Regions from separate parts of the Homo sapiens genome. Here regions 1 and 2 are each linked to region 3. A link is a loop called in an ENCODE intact Hi-C map of the cell type or tissue named here. Cell type or tissue: Caco-2. All regions are shown on one strand.

Region 1 (8,000 bases), 320 kb before region 3:
CCCGTCCCACCCAGAGGCGGAGTGTCTAAGTTCAAGCAGCAGGCGCGTCAGGTCTGGCGGCCTCGCCTTCTTGCGCTTCGCCCGAGGCCCAGAGTCCCGGAGGCGGGTGCCCAGCGCGCGGCCTGCGCTTCCCTCCCGGCCTTACCATTGGCGCCAGGATGCTGCCGCGGGAAGAACTTGCTGCTGGCTGCCTCTTTTCGGCTCTCAGGAGAGTCCGTGAACTCGACCTTTTTGATTTCGGAGTCTTTGGAGAAGAGACATTCAACGGCCGCCGGCTGCACGCCTGGGCCACGCGCGCGCCCGCCCCACGTGCGGAGAGAGGCGTCCCGGACCGCGGCCGAAAGGAGCCGGGGACGGGAGGAGGGGGAGGGGCGAGGCAGGCCGGAGGAGAAAGAGGGACAAAGAGCAAAGACCCAGTTAGAGGAAAGAGCTGACGGCATCCCCGTCCCCCGGACCCTCTGGCAACCCGGGGCAGGATGGCGTACTCTTTCTGCGCCTCCCCGGTTGCCGGCGGTTCCAGCCGGGAGGAGTAGGCTGGGGGGCTTCGGTACACAGCGCGCCGCTGCTTCCTAGTCCACCGCCCCGCCACAGGGAGAGGCCACTGGCGATTTGGTTCTGATTTCCTTCCTGCCCAGGCTGGCCCCTCGGGGAAGCGCCCCTCGCTGGGGCCTCGCCGCAGGGCCAGTGCCCTCTTGCCGCCCTCACGTGGCGCGGCCTCCCGTCCGATGACCCGGGCAGGAGAAGGGGGTTCTTACCTAATTGCACACACGCCGACACCAGTTTGCGGCAGTTGGTCTCCATTCCCCGTTATCTGCAAAACAGAAGAGAAGGAAGGCTGTAAGAAGCGGCGGCCGTCGAGTGAGCAGGGCTCAGATGAGACTACGTTACACTAGCTGTTAGGCGCCTACTGTGTGCTAGGCTTCAGGCGTGTTTTTCCGACCTGACAGCCTCTGGCTGTGCAGCAGCATCTCCAGCCTAGCCTCGGGCCCAGGACATTTATTTATCAAGAGGGGATCTCCCTCCAGAGTTGCCGCAAAAGTGCCCAGAGGTTAGAGGACTATAAAGCCACAGTGTGCTGGGGAGGCTGTGGACCTACTTTCAAGAATCTCGGTGCCGGGGTTAAGAACTCATCTGAACGCAATGGCAGCGGGAGTGGGTGGGTGGAGAGGACTTTTCTCTTTGGGAAGCTGTATGCAAAGACCACCCTTCAGTGCTTGTCCATTAGTTGGAGCTCGGTAAACATTTGTAGAACATCAGCGCCAACGTGCCCCTGTCCTAGACAGCAGTTTCCCTCGGTTTTCTGTAATTCTGAAACGAACGGGCTCTTGGCCTAGGGTGTTTCAGGAGCGAGCTGAGTTCGGGCCTCTCATCCATCAGGAGCCACTTTTCCATATTTAGCCACACTTTCTCCTAGAGATACTAACCCGGCCATTTATTTACTTACTACAAATAATTACCCTAAAGTATGATTTAAGATCGCAGAGGAGAGACACTGGGTGGACTGAGCGAGACTGAGGAGAGCAGGGCAAACGTTCTTGGAGGGTTTACTGCCCGCCAAGGACGGAGAAATAGCTCTGGTATAACTGCTACCCAGTTCTCCCCCTTTCTCTCCCGGGCGAGCCAAATCTTTTTCACGTTTTCAACCACAACGCAGCGAGCCAAGCATTTAACGCGCTCCCCCTTCTCTGCCACAGGCAAGCCGGGAGAGGTGGGTCTCGAGGGGCTCCACCGGGTGGGTAGAAGAGCCGCGGTTGCTTTAAAGACAAGAAAAGAAGGTCCAGGGCTCCCTAGGCCCCTTCGATCTCAGCGCCTGCCTCTCTCCACGCTAACCAGGGTACGCCGACGACCGGAGGGCCCACTTCGCGCGGGTGCGGGGATCGGGGTGGGAGCAAGCGTTGTCGGGTTGGCGGAGGCACAGAGGCGGGGCAGGGAGCTGCGGGCCTGCCTCTGGCCTGAGTACCGTTTCCCTGCGTCTCGGCCTCTCCTGAAGGGAGCTGGGCCCTGGGGAGCCTCTGGCCAAGGTCGCTGCCTACAGGAGGGGCTGCCCGGCGCTGTGGCGTGGGGATCCAGGGTGGGGACGGCCAGGCGGTTCCCCCACCCGCTAGCGAGAACGCGGGCGGGGACTCTGCCGATTCGATCCTTGTGGGCCCGTGGGCCCAGAAGTAGCAGTTTGGCGGCTCCAGATTTAGTGATTCTGCAGTAAAATCACAGGATTAGTCCCTGATTGAGATGTCTGTTCGTGAGATATTACAAAATTCATTATCACAGCTTTCTACTAACTCGATATGAAGTAACACAGATGGGATTTTATTAGTCCAGACTTCAAATGTTTACTTATGATAATTTCGGAGGAAATTTGCATGTCATCATCATTTCGATAATCTTTTTTTTTTATATGTCTGAACTGGCTGCATTATTAGCTGGTAGCCGGAGCACTGCAGATGGTAACTGCAAATAGTTTTTATTTATTTATTTTTTTTAAAGAATGAAATATACAAAAGAAAAAGATTGCGTTGCTTGGTGTAAAGTCAGTCAATTATTACACATTCTTCCCCCCACTTCCCCGTGCTTCAGTGCTGAAGACCAAACAAAGCAATACAAAACAAATCTTCAAGAACTCATAGAGCTCCACTCTAAGGACTGAAAAGAAGGTCAAGGCGTGTTCCTTAGCTCACTCCTACATGTCCTTGTGACTTGGAGATTTATTTTGCAGTCAAAATGAGCCTTGAGACTTGCATTTTTATGCTTCATTTAATGACCAGGCCTACTAGAAGAACTGAGTCTAAATAACTGGGGAAGATAATTTTTTAAAAAGAGACCTCCAATTCCCGCCTGCTGATCCTTAAACTTGCCCTATCAAGACAAGTCTTCTGTGAGAAATTTGGCTGCCAGACTTCGGAACTGGCTTCAATGGCTAATCTCACAAATTGAGATGGGAGACTTTTCCTGATGGGAGGTAGTTCTCACCCCCAAAGTTCATGTTCTAGTTGGAATGTATATGCCAAGGACTCTTGTTTTGGCCAACTTGGGTTTTATATTGTGAGCACACAAAAAGCACTACACGGCTAACGGAGGACGAGGAACCATGGCAAAGCAGGCAGGCAAGCCCTAAGAAATAAAACAATTTGCTAAAAAATAATTTCTGATGACTACCGCAAGACTGAAAGTGCAGGAAAAATACAGTTCGAATAATCCCAGATCCTTTCACATTTCCCCCCTTTTCATACACTTTGTTACCCCATAACAAAATCTTTAATGGAAAGTTTAAAAATAAACAGCACAGGAACATGTGTTTTAAATGAACTAAATTGTGAAATTAGCCAGTAAATTAATTTGTAGTAAGTAATTATTTAAGGAAATTAAAATACTGCTCAGTTCAGTTCTGTATTTTACCATGTGTATGCGTTCTTTACAACCAATTAATATAAGTGCTTTAGGAACATTTGAAGACAAACACGCTTAACTTAAGGAACAAAGCACCTAAATAATTTAAGTGTAATTTTGCTGAGTTAAAGTAAAACATTCCACAAATGAAGTGGCTATTTAATTTTTTAGGGAAAGTTTGGTTATTGAAATGTTGTATGCTCATGTTACATCAACAAAAATCTTCAATTTATTTTGCTTATGTGCTTTGTTTTCTTGATATTATTGGTATTTGAATTTTAGATGGATTTCTGCCAAAATGATATTTTGTGTGATAAAAGCATCTTTAGTTTTGATTGATAGACTAAAACAAATGCAAGGAAATTTCTTTAAATCAGATTAATTTTTCATAAAAATATTTTAGAATGTATGAATTCTGATATTTACATTTATAATGGTAAAAGTTTTTTCCGTTTAGTTTAGTAAGACAATACTCACACAAAAGAGTAAAAAAAAATCACACCACCTTATGATAGTTTGATTTCTAAATTGCTTAAGAAAGTAAAGTGGTTAAACTGGAAAAGAGGAACATATTTCGGAGGTTTAGAATCGAAAATTTTTTTCTTAATCTCCAGCTGGAAAATAATTCTCTGCATCCATTTAAAGTGTATCTCCTGAAGTGCCAGATTGGAGTTGACTGGTGATCAATTTAAAGGAGTTACAATCCAAAGAAATGGTGAGAGCTTGGCATCCAGGCCTGGCTCCCAGGTAATTCGCTTGGGCCTGAGAGGTCACTAACTGCCAGTTAAGATGGAATCTTTTTCTTTTCTTTTTTTTCCCAATGGATAACAATGGGAAGGGGGCTAATCTTCCAGTAGCTGAAACTTTGTACCCAGCCCTTTATCTTGAGAATGCTAATCCTTGGCCCGAGGATTTGTTCCTGCAGTGTTGGCACCGAGATTTAAGGGAAGATACCTCGTTTTAAATGCCAGCCACGGTCTGGCTTCCCTCTCGACTTCAGCACCCTGTAGATTGTTAGTGTCTGTGGCGGGGGACGAAAGGAACAGGGCTTTGCAAGGTCTGTTTGCCGACTGCGTTACCTTGGGCGAAACTTAGCCCCAAAAGCCACAAATCACCTACGGTGAAGATTCTCCGAAGTGGAACAAATTTCCAGACTCGCATTATCTCACATCCCTGCGGGATAGATGGCCTCCACTTACCGGCTACCGGGAGAGAGCTGCTGTCTCCGCGTCCCACTGCTTCCCGGGGCGATTTCCAGCGAGCCGAGCCTCCGGCTGCACGGCAAGCGCCCGAAAGCCGGGCCTGAGAGGACTGCAGGGCTCCTGAGGGTGCCAAGTTCCGAAGGAGTCCACGGGTGCACTGGGGCCTCCGAAATCTAGCCGCCACTGGCAGTTTCTTTCTGCTCCTCTCCAGCTTTCTCGCTCGGTCTCGCACTCTCTCTCCTCTCCCTCCCTCTCATCCCTCTCTCTTCCCTCTGCTCCTACTCCGTGTGGGGAGTGACGTGACGTCAGCAGAGATTCCACCAAACTCCACTGCACAGTGGCGCGCGGGCGGCCGGCCGAGCCCGGCTGCGCGGCTGGCGATCCAGGAGCGAGCACAGCGCCCGGGCGAGCGCCGGGGGGAGCGAGCAGGGGCGACGAGAAACGAGGCAGGGGAGGGAAGCAGATGCCAGCGGGCCGAAGAGTCGGGAGCCGGAGCCGGGAGAGCGAAAGGAGAGGGGACCTGGCGGGGCACTTAGGAGCCAACCGAGGAGCAGGAGCACGGACTCCCACTGTGGAAAGGAGGACCAGAAGGGAGGATGGGATGGAAGAGAAGAAAAAGCAATCTGCGCCAACCCGGCAGCCCTAATAAATCAAAGGGGGAGCGCCAGGGCAGCGGGGAGACAGAAACGTACTTTTGGGGAGCAAATCAGGACGGGCTGGGAGGAAGCGACAGGGAAAGTGGCCCAAGAGACGGAACAAAGGACAATGTTCATGGGGTTGTTTGGGACGAGGCGTGTGGAGTGTGGGTGTGAGCGTGCGTGTGTGACCTTCTTTCAGGCCTGCAGAGTTGAGGAAAGAGGTCACAGCAAAGAGGGACTGCGGAGGGAGGAAAGTGAGAGACCGGTAGAGGGCGGGAGTGGAGGTGGGCGCGGTGGGGATGGGAGAGGATGAGTGAAGAGAAATCTAGAAGAATGGAGTGAGCTAGTGGGAGAGGGTGGGAGGGCCACAGCCGGGAGCGAACGAGCTAGGCTTGTCAGCTGGGGAAGGCCGGGACGCTGGGCCCAGCTTAGCTGGGACACCGCGCCCGAGGTCAAGGCGGGTGGACCAGGCATGCTGAGAGTGTCGGCGCACAGGTGGGCACGGCCACGCACTGACCCAGTGTTCACGAAGGGTTTGCACTGGACAAGGCTCAGACGCTCATAGAGTCTAGAATTTCCTCTGCTGTACCTACATTCAACAAGTTCACCCTGGGTCACGGATATCTCATTTTTTAAAATGACGAGGTTAAGGTTCCTGGCGAGGATGGTATTAAATTGCACGGGATAGAAGTGGGGGTGGGGGAGAGAGTTTCCCTCAAGTCCACATTTGCTCCTGCAAAGCAAAGAGTATGTGAAATTACAGGGCATATTCTCACTCGAAAAGTGTGCCTTACTTCTGAACCCTGATTTTCTGATTTCTTGACTTGAGCAAAGATGTGTATTTTGGTAGTGAGCAGAATATTTTGGCTCTGTCCTGCCTCTGAGTGGAAGGACTATAAATATAATTCGCCTGGAGGACCAGGTGTGAAGGCTTCTGCCAGGCATATGGGACAATGTTTTTTCAATCTCAAGGGCATCCTGTTAATGTATGTTTTTGGAAAGTGCCGGAACACAGCCATTGCTCCTGGATTCGGATTTTCCCACCAATATTAATTCCTGCTTGAGAGCAAAACTCAGGCCCGCTATTAAAAAGACATCTCTTTGGTCCCTAATTGAGAATAAAGTTCCCTCTAAAAGTTGTATTGCTCTTCCTAAATCAATATACCAATACTCGCAATTTTAGAAATATATAGTGACTCGGGAGAATGTGCATAAAATAGATACGTTTAAAAAAGCTTGGCGCTTAAAACTAACCCTAGTCACTATATAGGTGCTGGGCTTTCCCTACTTTTGGGGGCTGTCTGGAACATGTTATGTGTTTTCTTGAATTACTCCGTGTTTTGAATTCATTTGAGTTAGCAGTAAAAACAGGCAAACAAACTTGCTCAATTTGTTTTGAGTGCTAAATCCCTTCACTTTGAAATAGCTAACAGTCGACAGATGGACTCATTTTATGGAAAGGGTTAGCCTCTTCAGCCACGAAGAAAACTGATTAGAGATCTACATTTTAAGCCATTTCTAACCTCCACGTAACATCCGTGAAAACTCAAACTTTCTCTCTTTACCCAGTGGAAACTCAAAGCAGTGTTATTTAAGGGGAGAGAAATGAGGGGGAAAATGCCCACGTGCTGTTTAATTGTATTTCCTCTCTGACTCTGAGAATTTCTATTTCTGGTTTTTGAAATCTCGCCGAGGCAAGAAAATCAAATTTCTTCAACAAGTCCCACAACTGAACTCTAGTTACAGGACACCGGAAAGTGCAGTCCGAGAAAGACATCTTCACCTCTGCCCATCGACGATTTTTGCAGCCTCCCCATTCCTCTGAGTAATGGGCTAATAATCCTCCCTTTTTTTCTTTTCATTTTGTAGAGATTAAGAGGCGCTCGTAGCAGAACGGCCTTGCCTTCAGCTGGTGGCGAGGATAGGCAATCTCATGGAAAAGTTGGAAGAGAATGAGAAAACCAAAGACAGAAAGATTCAGAGATCCGCGGAGAGACACAGGGAGAGGGAAGGGAGTTGCGCTGAAAAGACGCAAAGATACGCGCGTGCAACTCCCTCCCCTTTCAGGTTTCAGAGGTTTGCAAACCAGGGCTGAGAGGAAGGGGCTCGGGAAGCTCACGTTCCTCTCGCCCCCCTTCTGTCTGGAGTCTCGCCCGCCAGAGGCTGGTTAACCCCAGTCCCGGCCGCCGCAGACACTGCGCTGAGCTTTTGGGTCCTCGCCTTGCCCAGCGCCAGTGCAGCTGAAGTGAGCAGCTGGTGGGAAATGCAAATGGCTCCTGGAGAAATAGAAGATACAGAATGATTCTCATTCCCTCCTCGAGTGTGTGGAAGGAGCTGGACATACGTTTCACGCTCCTAATCCTTCTTTTACATTTTTAGTCATACTCCTATTAAACAACTAATTAATGCCCAGAATCACCAGGGAATACATTAGGCATGCAATCGTAGAAGCAGGGTGCTGGGGGGCTACAAACCACCGAGCTGATTTAAGACGTGGATTTCAGGTTTTTCCCTTGTCAAAGCAGTAAAGGAAGAGCGGGCCTTGGCGACTGTATTTAGATTCCGATTACTTCAAATTAGAAGGGGGTGGAGGGAGCGTCCAAGCAAAGCAAGCAATTCTCTGCCCTGCAGATGTAAACAAGATTGTAGCATCAAAGGTACTAGCTCCTTTAGGGCTAGATCGCCTGGACTGGGAGCCTGGGGAAGGGGAGACACTAACCTTACGTATCTGTGAATTTCAAGGATGTTACATTTTTACATAAACAACTCCAGTGCG
Region 2 (8,000 bases), 340 kb before region 3:
AGCCGTGTAATCCGCTTTTTCTCTTTTTCCTTTCATTCTTGATTTCCTTTTTATCCCCCTTCCTCTTTGCACCCGACTGCTATAAAAAGCACGCCTCACTCCCACTTGGCTCGACAAGCAGCCGCCCTGGAAGGAGAGGCAGCTGCAAGGAGAGCCCAGCGCCGCGGCTACAAAGCACTAGGGTGGAGCTGCGGAATAGCGGGCGGGGTGGGAGGGCGTTTTCGAAGGATCCCAGAAAACCCATAGACTCTGTCTTTAATTACTTGCCATTTCTACCCTAGGCCATCTAAACTTTGCTCAGGCGAGAAGAGTACGTGAGAGGCCCGTTCCCTTGATGTGCAAGAGAGCTAATGAAAGACTGACCTTGCTCAAAACCACGCCGCCCAGGACCCAGCTCTGGCTCTGGACAGTTAAACTAAAACCATTTTCAACTTCTTCCCGGCCTTTTATCCACCAGCATAGCCTCATGCCTTGCACAAATGCCACCCAGAGAGTGTCTTCATTCCCTCTGATTTGGGAGAGCATTTTGGTCTTTATTCTTTTTATCGTTGTTTTCTTCTTTTTGTTTGCTCTGCTCTAACCGGGGGCTTTATTTTTTCTACCCAGAGCACTTAATTTTTTTTTTTTAACAGCAAAGCCTCTGGATGCCGCTTGATTTGCTTGATTCTGTTTTCTGCTTCCAGAATCCTAACAAATTTGGAATCTTCCACCGACCAGCATAAACCAGGACGTTGCTATTGGGTTATTTATTTGAGCTCATTTTTGCCAATCCATAAAGTACAGATTTGCTACAAAGTTAAGGTAAGCCCTTTTTACAAAACTATGATTATAATTTAGAAGAGGGGGTGTGAGTTTCAATTTCCAGAGTTCAACTCCTGAGAGAAGATAAATAAACCAAGCAGAAAAGTCTTTCTTCTTTTTTTCTTTCTCCTTCTAAGAGGACTAGTAGTTGTGTATTAAAACTTTGCTCCCGGAGATCACAAAACTAGGAAATAGGGTGTGTGGGAGAGACCTGAATGGCCGAAACAACCGTAAAGAAGGTGTAAGAAGCGCGAGCCCAGGAGGGAAAAAGCTGGGCCAGGGCCGGGACAAAGGTTTCCCAGGGAGGGCCAACTCTTCCGTGTCTCTGGCGGGTTTTCCTTGTTAAAGGCTCACAGGTTGGAGCCTGTTCGCGGCTCTTGGCCTGGTAGGGATTTTATTAGCTCTGCTCTGGCAACTGCAAGCCAGGAACACAATGTCCTGTGCAGGGGATTGCCCATGCAGCCCAGCTCGTGAGATCGCGGGATGGCGGGGCAGTGAGCCGGTGCCGCTCTGGGAGCCTGAGCCAGGGCGGCAGTCCTGTCGGCCTCGGAGAGGGAACTGTAATCTCGCAACCAGGCCGCCGCGAGGCCTTCTGCCTTTGCAAAGCTGCGCCCCACCGGCGCCCTCCCAGGCGGCGCTGCCTTCCACATTCTCTCCTGGTCTACTTGGCCTGTACCTCCACAACATCCTCCCCCCATCCCTCCCAGACTCCGTGCTGGCTCCTACCCGGACTCGGGCTTCCGTAAGGTTGGTCCACACAGCGATTTCTTCGCGTGTGGACATGTCCGGGTAGCGGTTCCTCTGGAAAGTGGCCTCCAGCTCCTGGAGCTGCTGGCTGGTAAAGTGAGTCCGCTGCCGCCTTTGCCGCTTCTTCTTAGACGGGTCCTCGGCGCCCACGTCCTCATTCTTCCCCTGCTGGCTTTTATCTTTCTCTGAAAACGAAACACACACACTTTCCCGTCAGCATGCCCACCTGCAACGCGGACGCCAACTGGACCGGCGGCAGAAGCCGTGGAAGAGCTGGGCTGCCTGGCGCCGGAGGAGGGTGCGCGCGGCGGCTCCGGGCCGCGAGGAGCGCTGCGCCTGTGGGGTGTGCAGGCGCAAGTGTGGGTGTCCGCGCCCCATTTCCTCCCCTCCCCCAGCGCCGCACGTTTTATTTACATGTTTATCTCACTGCAGCGGCACATTCACTTTTATAGCCTGTGCTTTCAAGTATATTTATACACCTCTGCGCAGACACACCAAATCTCCTGGGACGCGCACACGCGCGTGGTTTACAGACCCCCCTCCCCCTCGCAGAAAGCTCAGATTTCCATGCGGTTTGGGAAGGCTAGGAAAAGATGTGGGGATTCGGTTGGGCACCGAAGTTCGCCGGCCCTTTCCCAAAAAAAAAAAAAAAATGCCTCTTCGCGAAGGGCATTTCTGAGTGGTTTCAGGCAATTTCCTAACGAGTGGAGCTCCTCGGGAGCTGAAAGCCGAGAGGAAAACAGGGACAGAGGTCGGCGGCCTCTGAAGGTCCTCGAATCAAGATGCTGGGATTTTTGTGACCCAGGAAACAGAAGGGAGGCCAGGGTACGAATAGAGAGGGCGGCAGAATTGCTCGCGCCCTTAGCGCCCCAGGAGCCGGGCCGGTCGAGGGAGAACTAAAGGGATGCGGGGTAGTCAAAATTCCGGCTCCCGGAAGTTCTGCGGGGAGCCAGGCGAACGACCACTCCCACCACGCCTCCCCCCGGAGGGGCTGACTTCCTTGGGGCGAGAGGGAGCGGGTGGCGCAGAGCAGCTGAGCGGGAATGTCTGCAGGGCGGCGCGGCGCCTTACCTGCGGCCTCCGGGCTGGAGGTGTCGGAGATGGTGTGCACCTCCAGCCTGTGCTTGGAGGAGTCCAGCGACCGGGGCTGACCGGGAGCCAGAACCGAAGCCATGGCTAACGGCTGGGGATGGTGACAGGAAGATGAGGAGACGGCCGACAGCTTGGTCCCCGCTGCTCGGTGCTCCAAGTGAAGCGGGCCTTTCATGCAGTTCATGGACGAGGGAGCGCGACGCTCTACTAGTCCTTGGCTACTGCCCCGCCGAGCCCCCGTAGCCGCCGCTGCCCGCTCCGGGTCGCGCTCTAGGCGCGGAGTTTCCCCGCTGCGGGGAGAGCCAGGGGACGCAACCCCCGCCGAGTTCTCAAGCCAAGCTGCCCCCGTCTCCTCCGGAAGGCTCAAGCGAAAAAGTCCGGAGACGGAAAGTCAGCGGGCAAACGAAGACATGGGATGTGGGCAGAAGGGCACCACTCAGAGCGTCTTTAGGGAGCAGGCTTCCAAGCTCCAAAGCGAAACAAGAGTGGGCAAAGACCCCCTTCTTCTCTCCCTCCCTCCCCCAAGAACCCCTCCAATAAGGAAAGCTAACGCCGACCGCGCTCTGCCCGCCCCCCCCCCACGCGGCAGCCCTGACAGAGAAGTGTCAAGAGTGACAGGGACAGGTAGGTGATATTAGATCCCCTGCGGCGGCAGCAGCCGCTGCAGCCACGACGCGGCCCTCTGAGCGCACCCTCCGCAACGCGCACACGCACACCCCTCGGGCGGTCGAACAGGAGCCGGGCCTTGCCGCAGCTCAGCTCCAGGCACCCAGGCGAGCGACGGACCAGATCTGCGGCTCCGCGCTTCCCTGTTGGCCTAACATCTTAAAACCAGAGGCGGGCTTCCTGGTGCCGAGACGTCACTCCGCCGCGGCCCTCCCCAGCCCTCTCCGCCTCCGCCTCCTCCCAGACCCTTCTCCGGGTGCGACTGACGTGGCTCCGCACCAATCAGGACGCCCCGAGCCGCGGTGGAGGGACTGTCCTGCCTGCACCTATCAGCAGTGCGGGGCCGGGCTACTGCCTCGCCGTGCGCACTGGGTCTACACAGGCAAGCTCCCGGGAATTCAGCTCCTGCCCAGCCCAAGGCGATCCGGCTTTTAGTACGAACCCAAAGGTGAAGAGATGAGGCTAGGAGTCGAAGGCTTGGGAGAAGAGAGTGGAATGGTCAAGAAGAGAAAGGTACAAGGATCAACAAGACACCCACTCTTTGTGTCTCACTACATCCATTTCCAATCCCCCACCCCATATAAAAAGGAGACACGTTACTTAAAACTAGAAAATTTGAAAAACAGCAACAAATCACCTCTCCGATCTTAAATTTTCCAAACAGCCTGTCAAGTGAATGCTGCGCTAATCTGAAGAAGCTTTAATTGCAAAGAAGACAGAGCCCTGAAAAGGCAGGCTAATAAATTAGAAATCGAGAAGCAAATGGACCCGTCAAAAGAAAATTACCTTGACTTTAAACGAACAACTGTTTGGTGGTTCACTCTGGATTTATACAAGAATAAAAAGTCGCCTCAGATCACGTTCTCTGTGATGCTTATTAGTCCCCAGACAGAAAACACACAATAGAAGAGAAACCCTAACCCAGCGTTTTCAAAATGCTGAAAGCTTATCCATTCTACTTAACGTTGATTAAGACACATATCCTAGATCTTTCAAATTCCTTGTACACTGTATTAAGCTCGTCCTAACCCGAGAGAGCCACGCTTTAAATTCGACTCTCTTGTTTACTTTATTATCAATCAGATTTAAATCCATAAAGCCTGTAGAATCAACAACCTTGAGCTAATTATATATGAAATATGCCTTAATGAATTTCCATACAATTAAGAATGTTGCCAAATAACCAATTTCAAGGATAATTTTTAACAGTCATTTTCTTTTCCCAGTGAGCTCAAGGCTGTCTTGAGCCATTAAAGTCCAAGCAGGCAGAAGGGGTGTGTGTGAGCTAAGGGCGAAAAGCCTAGAACTGCGCTCAACTAGCAAAAGCAAAACCTTATTTATATAAAACAAAAAAAATCACCTTTGGAGACATCAACTCTTTATAGCACTGTTTCCAAGCAAATTTAATTTCCAAAGAAATTAAAGAAAGAAATCCAAACATATTCAAAATAATTTTTGAAAGTCCTTTTGTCCCCCAGCATAGGTCAGCTGGAGAGGACAAACTAATCTCCTCTGGGTTTCTGCATGGGCGATTGTTTTACTATGGAGTTAGTGTTATCATCTCTGAATGTGTATTTGTTTGACATTACAGTCAATGATTTGCAATGCCAGCATGAAGTATCTTTAAAACACTCCCTCCTTGTCCTTGTTCACAAGATTGGGAAACTTATTCGATGTGGAACAAAGTGGATGAAGCAGACTACAAATATATTTGCAACTTATGTGTCTCTCCTTTGCCCTGACCACCCCCAAACCCTATCTGCAACTCCTCCCCATTTTAAACTTGCAGTCCAAAGACGCACATGAGAATTGTTTTTCAGTCTTTCTTCACCAGTATCATCCCACTTTAAGAATAATTTAGCTGCAAGGGAGGAATTTCTTCATAGTAAGCTTTAAATCAGCATTTCTGCTTTTAACCTTTTATTCCACTTTACCCCATTCCACACATACAGACACCTGCTCAGAGTAAAACACATCCTCATGTGACAGGTCTGCATTAGCTGAGGCTCATACATCCAGCTATATTAGGTCCTGCAATCTTATCACTAAATTATACACATTACACTAGCAGCCTGTTGGTAAAGAAGGTTAAATTAATTTACATTCTGCTCATTATCTGGTGCTTAAATGACGCATTTTATCCCGGAGATTTGGCGGAGAATCTCCTTCTCAGACCCCACAGCGTTTCACTGAAGACAATGCTCTTACATTTGTAGTGGTTTTTAATCTGATAAGACTCTAATTTGCTTAAGTCTTTTAAATAAGGGTTTTAAATGTTTCTAGCCGTTTTCTTATTGAATTTCCTCTAATTCCCCCAAGATCATAAAGTATATGTGTAAAGTAAATATTTCCTCCCATTGCACTGCCAGCCGATGACCTATAACTAAGTCAATAAGAATCCAGCTCTTTTCTGCTGAATGTGTTTACTAATCATATTCCAGTTTCTTCTTTTAAACCTCAGAATAGCTGTGGTCCCCACAATACCATGCCCCTTAAAGCTTCATTTCATGAAGGGACTCCATCACATTAAAGAATGAAAAAAATCTCCACTGTAGTTAGTATACACAGCCCCTCACTCCTTGTTTTTCAAGATTCAAACCCCAGAGCTGCAAATATTTTTGGAAGCTTGGGTGTTAATGCCTTATTTTAGAAAGCCGAGAAGCCCCACAGAGCCATATAGATTTCTAAACCCATCTCTCATAAACCCACAGAATTTTGATAAAAGCTCTGGTGGCTCCACTCTACCGATGGAACTTTCATCACGACAAATATACATGTATGAAGGACCTCAATCAGCCTCCAAAGTGGTTGAAAAACCCAAGGGCACGTGACTGCTCCTCATAGTGCCAACGTGTGCGAGATGTTGGAAGCACTGGGGATCAGCAGCAGCCTAGATGCCTAAAAAGATAAGGTGTCCTAATTTGTGTGGACCCATTGAAGTCAAGTGGTGAATAAAGACAATTATCTAGATAATTCAGATTAAAGTAAAAGCAAAACCATATCTATTTGTATATATATATTCACATCCATTTTATATTACAGACACACACACGCACACACACACTGGCTCTGTAAACAACTGACTCAAAGTGAGGATTTTCTTTGCATTTTTCCAGCAGGAGTTTCAACATTCTCCTAATCTCCTAATCACTTTACACACTCACAGCAGCGGCGATTGGGTGACATTCTTCTCAGGCCCCCTGTGTGGCAGGACACCAACATGATAAGTCTGCATGGGGAAAAGGAGGTATGTGGTGGGAACTAAGAAACACTGTCCAGTGAAAACTCTGTGGCATGGTGGTGGTTGATTTTGGAGATTTAATGTACATAAGACTTGTGGGTGCACAGGCATAGGCAGCATGGATGAGAAAGGGGCCAGAAGAAAATAAATCTTATGCATTTTGTGATTCCAGCATTACTGTGACCTCTGGCTAAGTTCTTCTTAATTGGTTTTAGAAATTACTATGAGTTCAGCCTCTAACACAGAAATTTCCAATACGGAGAACATTGGTGGGATCCTGGTAGGGAAACTAGAGGTGCTGCATGGCTCACGTGGGGCAAAGAAGGAAAGCCCAGTGCCGGCGTGAGGTTTTGAGTCTGGGAGACATCAGGGGTTGTCTCGATTGGGGTTTCTTGCTTATTCTTTCAAAGAAAGACCCTAGAGGAGGGAAATGTGTGACATGGGGTCAGCCGTGTTTTGTGCTGGTATTTGCCACCGATTACCAGTCTTAAAGTCTTATTTAATTTCACACTCTTCAGTGTTAGTTGTGCAAAGTCCCTCTGGCCATGGCAGTGAGCGGTTGGGCTGTGCCGCCAAACTCTCCGTATCAATCTGGCCTGGGACTCAACCAAGTGATCTCTGACTTTTGGAAAGAGTCTGTCTTCAGAGTTCACCCAGAAGATGGCTTAATTAGACATCTCCCTGAGCTGTTAGGCCTTAGACGGGTGGGAGTCCTGCCCTGCCCAAGCTAGCTCAAGGACGAGGCCCGCCTGGACTCAGCTTGGAGCCACGTGATGGGCGTGAGTGTGTGAGCTCCTGGTAAGGCGCAGAGGTCAGATGGAGACCTTGCATCCTGCCCGAGAAGTGCCCCACCCCCTCCAATATCTGGCTTTTCTCTGCATACAAACCAAGCTGAAAACAGTCCACTACCCACCACCCCTCATAGCTATGGAACCAAATAACCCAGAAATTAAAAGCTTCACTGTAGCTGTCCTTTTCCCCATTTCCTAAATGGAATTTAAAAAGCTCTGGCTTGTCAAAAGGGGAAGATTATTTTCTGAATTGGAAGTCTGTAGATATATTGAGCAACAGCCACCCTCTCTGGGTCCCTGCAAATGGTACCCATTTTTCCAACCCACAGCTCTAGCTGCTCAACCATTTGAGATTTGGGGTAACTACCTGGGGGAACAGTGTTCAGATGGCAGTGGGAGTTACCACCTCACAGTGGCCTGGGGAAGAGAAGAGAAAGAGATTAGAGGAGGGGGCATTTGCTAAAATCACTCAACGAACATGCTGTTAATGCTTCCTCACATTTGCATGTTACTGCCACAGTTTTCCTAGGTGTCACTGAGTCTCCAGAAAGCAACTACTTGCCGAACTAAGTAAAATAAGGAGAATGGTATAGCACATGTGTTTGGAGAAGGGGAAGGAAGGGTGGAATATGAAATTGAGCATAGATATCCAGGTCAGGAAA
Region 3 (8,000 bases):
CATGATAATTTGTTTTGAAGATACAGAAAAATGGGTAATACTCTGTTTCTTAGTAAAATAAAGTCAGTATTATTTGAGAATTTCTTATTCTCCATGTCTCTGTATTTATAAAAATGCACTTATTTTAAAAAATATTGTATATCGGAAACCTAAATATATGTATTCAGTGTGATTTATCCCACCATTAAATTTTAGAGGGGAAAATAATCATCAGTCAGGCTTACAAAAGCTTTTATAAAGACCAGTGTTTAGAGTTACTGTGGCTTTGAAATACCTCAAGTGGTTTCTATGGAAACATGAAAGTCAAGCAGAGAGATAATTTTAGATAATATTTAATATATCATCTACTTCCTCAATAATAAAAATAGAAACCTAAACTTTTCAGGTTGTTATAATTTTCCCCCCCAAAATGCTGCATTCTTAAACCCTTTGAAATATGTAGATGAAAACATGGATTAAAATTACTATGTACAGTATCTGTGAAGAAAAGAGACCACCTCTTATTTCTTCACCTATATATAGACAGTTTTGTTCAGGGGCTGTGTATATCTGAAATCTCAAATAACCTGGCAGCACTCTGTAGTAAAACTTGGAGGAAAAAATTCAGAATTTCTTAAAATATTAAATTACTTATTAGTAAATAAAAGCATGTAATTTTATATGGCTTCTGATCAAAGTTAATTTTATTTATGTGTATTTGATTTTGGGGGGAAGAAACTTGCTTATAGAATATAGTTTCTTGCTCTATGAGAGTAAAATAAGTTATGTTAACTAATATCTAACAATGTCTCATTTTATTTGAATAAAAATATCTATTTTAGAGCACAGAAATGCCTAAAATAGACACAAAAAATGTCTATTTTGATGCACAGAAAATCCATGTCGTTTGACATGGCCACATGGGGCTGTAAGATTTAAGTTTTTTTACGAGAGCTTCCATTAAAAGCTTGAATATATATCTTAAAATGAGATGACTTCGTATTTTATATGGACATTTGTATAGTTTGTGGAAATTTCCTGGAAAAACTAAAATCTCCAGTTTTTATTTTTTAGAGCCTTGTAATATCTTAAAAAGTGAAATTGGTCAAAGCATGTTTAAACTAGCATATTGTAGTTTGGTTTACAATTTGAAAGCAAATGCTCTTATTAAACATCCAATTGTCTTTCTTAAAATAGCATGAAAATACTTTATGTAGGAAATTTAAGATATACTTAAAGCTGAAGCATTATTTTAGTGATGTTTGGTTTTGTCTCATCTTTTTTTGTGCATCATAGGTTTTATAAGCAAGTGTTTACATTTCAGATATGATATCAGAAACTTGCACTCCTAGTTGTGTAATTTATCAAGGGTGTCTACAAGTATCTGATAAATCATATTTGGTTGGAGGTAATCTGCTGTAATCGCAATACAGAAATCAAGGGGGAAAATGGTCCCAGCAATGAATTATTCTTTCTTTCATTCTTGTTACCTTGAGTCCACCAGTTTTTCTCAAATCCCCTGATTAAGATCACCTGCCCCCCATTTTGCCCCATTCAAAAATATGTCTTTTAACTAAAAATACAGAAAAATATCAAGTAAACAAAATACATCAATAATTTTGGTTCTAGAACTGTAAAAGTTGTTTTTTAAAAATGGTTAAATGGTAGGATTATGAATAAGACACGAATCCACAACTGTCAATTTCCTGTTGTAAAATGTACAAGAGGGCCAAAGGTTTAGAATATTGCTTATTATTCTAGCCTTGGAATTCTTAGTATTATAATAAGATTGGTAATGCTTTCCTTTCCTTATTTCAGTGCATAATAAATTTAATGTTTTCGAAAGTGAATATTTATTTAGGGATAAAATAAAGACTGTGCTTTATGGTTACAGTTTGCATGCTCCTCTGTAAAGAATATAGTGGCTGTCTTCTGTTAGTATAGCTAGTTTTAAATTCAAAAAGTCTATCAAGTTTTTAAAGAAAATGTTAATATATTACACATGGCATATTGTGTTAAAAAGTCTTTCTATGATATTCAAAATGTTTCAGAAACAATGACAAGGTCAGTGTTGCTAGAAAATCAGTGTTTTACTAGAATGCAATGGTTTTAATGGAAATAATAACAACTCACACATTTTAAGGCTTAAAACTGAACTCCTTGATTGTGTTTAGCATATTGGAAGTTACAAGGAGCTCCTATTTTGTAGTTGCTGTAGATTAGATCGGTAAATGAAAATGTCTTTCTGATTTCCTAGAAACACTTTGTTTCTATTTTTTGTGAACATAGATACTTTGGGGACCCGGCCTTGTTATCTCATGACTGTTTTCCAGGCTGTGTTATCATGATGAATGGGTAATTACAGTACAGGGCACCCACACAGGCCACTGCATATGAGACCCTTCATTTAGGACGTTTTTACTTTATAGAGAGATTCTTTATAAGTTATGAAGCTCTTGGGTTAAATTAAATTTCATTTTGTCATACCTAATGTGTTTATTTTCTCTTGTGAAGAAAAAGTCTTCAAACTTCATATGATTTCTTAAATTCAAAAAACACAAGAAGCACAATTCCAATTTCATGAGAATGTATTATTTCTTAGTATCATACATTCATAGATGATAGACTACTTTAATGTGTGTGTTAGCAGTGCTTTGACTTGTTTAAAAATGCCATCATTTAATAATATGAATTTTTCTTGCTAAGAATAAAAATTGACTACACAATATGATAATATTTGTTTCTGATCCAACACACAAAATGAAAGCTTTGCTTATTTATTTGATTAAAATGCAAAAGTGCAAGTACGTTTAGGTTTGTGTTGTATAGAATAGAACTTATTTTATCAATCACTTTCATAACCTTTAAAGAGCCTTAAATAGTACATATGAAAAACACATTCATATCAGGTTCCCCTTGAGGATTTTTTCTTTGGTTTAAGAAAATTTTATTAAAAATCGGCATTGCAAATAACATTTTTCATAACTATATGTAGACCTGTTAAAATTTTTATTAAAACTGGAGTTCGGCCTGTTCTTTTTCATCATTCTATCAGATATTAAACTCCTGCAGCAGCTGTAGGAAATAGAGAAAGGGATTTTCAAAGGGATTTGAGTCTCCCTGTCTCTGTGCCTTTAGTGATCATATTATCATAACTATCACACATAACAAAGCTCTAAATCTGTAATTCAGATAAAGTAGTCAGGACTCTGAAATACAAAAATCCAAACATATGCCGTAACATTTTTTTGCAATGCTGGCTCCTTTAACGTGGATTTTGTAAACTTGGAGAGGTATTCAAGAGCTTTTGTATACGAACACAAACTAAACAACATTGTTAGTGGTATGTTTCACAGAGATTTAATTAGAGGTGTTTTTATACATCCAAGCAGTTCCATTAAAAGACCATGCCTGCATGCTCTAGCAAATTATGATCAAACCTCTAAAGGTTAAAAAGAATGAAATCAGAAGCTTGTTTTGAAGCAAGGTCTACATGAATCTATGTCTAATCCTGCAACAGTCTGAGTTCTTTCTCAAGAGAGCAACATTCCTTAAATGCAGTGCTAAGGGTGGTAAGTGTGACCACATAATTTTTTTATGAATTAAATTAAAAATGAGGGTAATAAAATTGTAAATGGGCTGAAATCCAACTGAAAATTACACAAGAAAGAGTTACACAATGAGTTTTTTCTTCACATTTACAGGACAAATTTATAACTTAATGTCTACATGAAAAGAATATTTGTGCTGTAAAAAGTTGGTAAAACTCTAATCAGAATGTCCAACCAGTTTGTAAATGAGCAGCTGTATGTATATATTTATTGTAACAGTGCCTTCTACTGGTCACACATTATCTATGATGTCAGTGAAATTACTGAAAAGTAATGAAAACTTGTGTTTATCCTAAATTATTCTTGGGTATTTTTATTGCCTTGGCAAAAGTATTTCTGTGAATCACAACTTACATACATAAAAAATATAGTGTGTTAGAGATTAACACATTTGATTTCTGTTGTACTTTAGCAGTAATAGGACCTGTTAAAAAGTTTCTCCTAAAAAGAAAAGCATTTCCTACATACTGCAACTTAAAATGGGGAATATTTCCACCTGTTTATTTTATTGTCTTTCCGATTTTGAAATTGATCTTTTACTTACCAGCATTTTTCTTTTTAGCTTTTCAGTCACACTGTGTCTAATTAAAATGAGTAGATTTCTTACATATTATCAATATCTATAAAATGTGAGAATCATGAAATTTATTTGTAACTTGAGAAATGCAGCAGAATTTGAAATATAACTTAACTAACAAAATATTTAACAATATTTAGTGAGAATGATTTAAGGTTTGTCTAACTATCTAGGTATAACAAAGATGGTTGATTTTAAATTTGCTTAGGAAAAGAATCAAATAATTAAAAAGAGAAGCATGTATAATCATGAAGAAAAGCTGCATTTTTCAGCAAAATATTGACATCAAGTATTTCATTTTCTTAATATATAATAAAGATACCACTGAAATCTCTTTATGAATCTATATGATTTCAGTTTTAATTTTAAATAATATTTAATAAAGTACTTAGATGATTATGAAATAATTGTTTTTCAAAAAAAGCATGTTCCAATTAATTTTATGTAGATATGGTTTACACTGAATGGGCTATCTTGCTGAAATAACATTTTTAAGAAATTCTGAACATGAAATTTTTACTATCTGCAATAAAAAATCTGTGCTGTGGAAAAAATATTTTACTTTTGTTTAAGTCAATAAATATTGCTTTTATTGCCTGAGGCAACATTTTAAAAAACTTTATTATATGCAAATTACAACCTGAATATCTGATAAAATTCATTCTATTTAGTTAGAAATAATTACCTCAATCGAGGCAATCTGTTTATGTTAGAAATAATGTAAATCAGAAGGAATCCTCATGATTGCCCTTATCACAGATCATTGCACGTGTGTGCTCACTAGTGCTTATTAGACTAAAATCAGAGAACTTTCCTGAGGAATACATCACGTCAGGAGCAAATTGTTTCGATGCTCAATTCAAAATTTGGAATCACCTACATGACCATAACATTCAATGGAGAAAACGCAATATTTTAATTTCCCCAAAACTCTTTATTTTAAACAATTGTTTTCTCTAGGAATGAAATGCCATCATTACAAGTCTATCTTAACATTCATGGAGAAAAGATAAGGATTAGGAACACAAGGTACAGTCAGTATTTTTTGAATAGTGTTCCAGTGAGATTTCAATCAGTGCTGAAAAGCATATTTCTTAATGGGGGAAAAAGCTAGAAAAACAGTTGTCAGAGATGAAAGGGTGCTGTTTCAGGTTTGTACACCAACAACTTCATTCCTTCCTGTGTGAGAAAATCCCTCTATTACTTTATAACAATGGCATCCGTTTTGTTTACCTTGCGGCATCCATAACAAGGATAGAGGTGTTCCTCATTAAATTTTGTTGTTTGGAATGAAGTACATAGATCTTTACAAACAAGTGTCTGGTTGCTATTTATCCATGTGTGACTATTTCCATATTATGTGTGTACATTTACACTTGCATAGATGCATCCATGAATAATGAGCCGTGGAAATATGTGCGCAAGGACATAGAAAGAGACAATACATGACAGTGGGCAGTTAATGCACTTTCATTTCCATGAGTTAGGGATAATTGCATAATTCATGAATGGCAGAGAAAAGTCACAAGTGTGAATTGCATATGGGCAACTTAATATATGTCACTACCATGCTAGTTAAAGGATGTGTTTAAACTTGCATCACTAGTAGTTTGGAATCAAATCATTTTAAGTGGCACATCAAGAGGAATTAAAAATCTACTGAAAACAATGTAATTGTTTCCTAATAAGGATAGGATATTTACAATAAGCACATTTTGTTTTTGCTTAATTTGCCTGCAAACTGAGTTTTTGTATCTTGTGTTAAAAATGATTCATTCATATTTTATTTTATGCCAGGTCTTCGTATAAACAAAATTGTGTTCTCATTTTTTTGGAAGTTACATTGTGACATCTTCTAAGTTATTGAATTCACTGAAGACATACAGATCATATTCATACTATGTCTAACACAGACATTGTAATGATGATGTGTATTTCATAAAGAATAGTGATCTTTGCTAGAACTTCAGAATTTTCAACAGTTTTTGAGATATATAATAAATATAATTTTCTATGCATTATTTTTCTTGGTTGGAAGATTTAAACCATAGTACTCAGTAATTAAATATTCATTGAGAACTACTTCCTAGTATTATTTAAATAGTACATTCAAATGAAGTAGTTAAGATGTTCCATGAGAAGAGCAACAGATTAGTAATTTTAAAAGATTTCAGATTCAAAAGTGTTGTCTTGTGGAATAATAACACAGCATTGTTATGGGGTGGGGGTGGCTGCTTGCATATTTACACACTTCTACATATAGTGTATGAGTGCTAAATTTATGTGCCAGTTGATGGATCTAAAATTGTCCCAGAGAGTTACAAATTTTCATAATGATTCTGAGGAGTTAAATTTAACCTAATGCTTTATAATTAAACTCCAATATGCAAGGAGATTTCAATGCCCTGCTCCATCAGCTCCTTGTCTGAGCAACTTCATGAACACAAATTCTTTCAGTTGTTCAGATCATTTCACCTCGCTTCTACCGCAAACGGTGTGTCACTGTATACCTGGGAGGAAGCAAAAACATTTGCTTTACAGCTGTTTTTTCAGAAACATATTTCAAAGACAAAAATGTTTGGTATGTAAAAACCAAACGGACTTCTAATATCCATTATAGTTAATGAAATAGTATATTTCCTCATGTGGGAAGAAAATTACTTTAGATTCAAACCTATGTTAACTTACTTTACACAGTTGTGAAATGTCCTAATATAAAGTATTAAAAGCAGAATATTTTTAATACAATGAACACAATACTGTGCCATTTATGAAATATAGCACAGAATTTCTGTCTCTGCCATTAAAATGCCTACAATTTGTGAACGTCGTAAAGCATACATTTTTCCTCCTATTAACTGGAACAGACTAATTGCACATTTTGAGGGTGGTTGTTGGGAGATTCCATAGGCGATATTATAGTCATTCATGGGCATCAGGCAGGTATTTAACAGTTTGGTTCAGGTTGTCTAGGACAACAAGAATGTTGTTATGCTGCATCTCCAAGCTGCTGGGATGAAATCAGTTGTGACAAAGCAGTGAAGATTAAATTTGTAACAGATACAACACCTTTGAAATACTAGCTTATGATTTCACAGTGGCATTATAAGTCTTACTGCAGTATTTAAGCAGTTAGAAAGAATGCTGGTTATTAGCAGCTGAAATTTGTAAAATAGGATTTTATTGTCTTTAAATAGCCATGGCAGCAGTTTGTATTATCCTAGTACAACATTTTTGTTACTATGTATTAGAGTTGGTGAGTATTTTTCATGCTCCTCTTTTTCCAGGTAAATTCTTTTATCTATCTTTTAAATCCTATGTTAAACAAACATAGAAACGTATACATATGTATTAATATAAACATCTCTATTATGTATTTTAAAATTTAATGCCATTTTGTATGTAAAAGACCAAAGGAAGAAACTTTCTACTTTATTTCTCCCAAATAACATTATAATGATCAGATATCAAATATTCCAGGCCTCACAGAATACTATGTACAAGGCAACTTAAATATATAATACCATAAAGCTGAACTATTCTCTTAATAATCTTGAAAGGACAGCATTAGCTATACGCAAAGCAATTATGCTCTGTTACTAAATCTGATCACATCTAAATTTCCTGTCTTATCATATGTCAGAAAGAGCCTGGCTCCTAAAAATAATGTCTAGAAATCTTGAGGTACGTAATAAACTGCTTCTTGATGGGGAATGTGATCTCCACAGATGTAATATGAGGGAAACATCTAAGGTTCAGGCATACAAATTTGAATACCAAAATTTTATGTAAGTTACTTAATATTGAACTTGTGTTATATCACTTTGTTTTAA

The links. Hi-C counts contacts between places; a loop is a spot of excess contacts. Peaks named below come from ENCODE experiments on the same cell type or tissue, not always from the same donor. Only the 100,000 strongest peaks of a DNase experiment are listed, where the experiment ranks them.
Region 1: it touches region 3 in a loop (8-fold over the local background); 39 of 110 quality-filtered maps call a loop at or near these places.
Region 2: a loop joins it to region 3, with 5 times the contacts of the local background. A loop is called at or near these places in 39 of 110 quality-filtered maps.

The regions. Positions count from the first base shown.
Region 1 is chr4:110,632,198-110,640,197 of GRCh38, forward strand. It overlaps a transcript of PITX2 not described here. Among named protein-coding and RNA genes, the nearest start is that of PITX2, 13 kb to the left of the region's middle. RefSeq lists enhancers at 120-632, 5,664-6,164, 6,900-7,495. In Caco-2, no CTCF peak of the experiment used is centred here; DNase peaks (open chromatin) are centred at 4,424, 4,884 and 5,474; H3K4me3 peaks cover 3,096 bases.
Region 2 is chr4:110,619,637-110,627,636 of GRCh38, forward strand. It overlaps PITX2 (paired like homeodomain 2), which reads right to left and starts at 3,441. Exons shown (of 3, transcript NM_000325.6): 1 at 2,620-3,441; 2 at 1,528-1,733. The coding sequence starts at 2,824. RefSeq lists enhancers at 1-90, 91-742, 1,397-2,049, 6,813-7,314, 7,315-7,814 and a silencer at 3,412-3,501. In Caco-2, no CTCF peak of the experiment used is centred here; DNase peaks (open chromatin) are centred at 1,425, 2,705, 3,585 and 6,465; H3K4me3 peaks cover 3,036 bases.
Region 3 is chr4:110,955,671-110,963,670 of GRCh38, forward strand. No RefSeq gene overlaps it. Among named protein-coding and RNA genes, the nearest start is that of MIR297, 99 kb to the left of the region's middle. In Caco-2, CTCF peaks have their summits at 3,841 (motif pointing left) and 4,046; no DNase peak of the experiment used is centred here.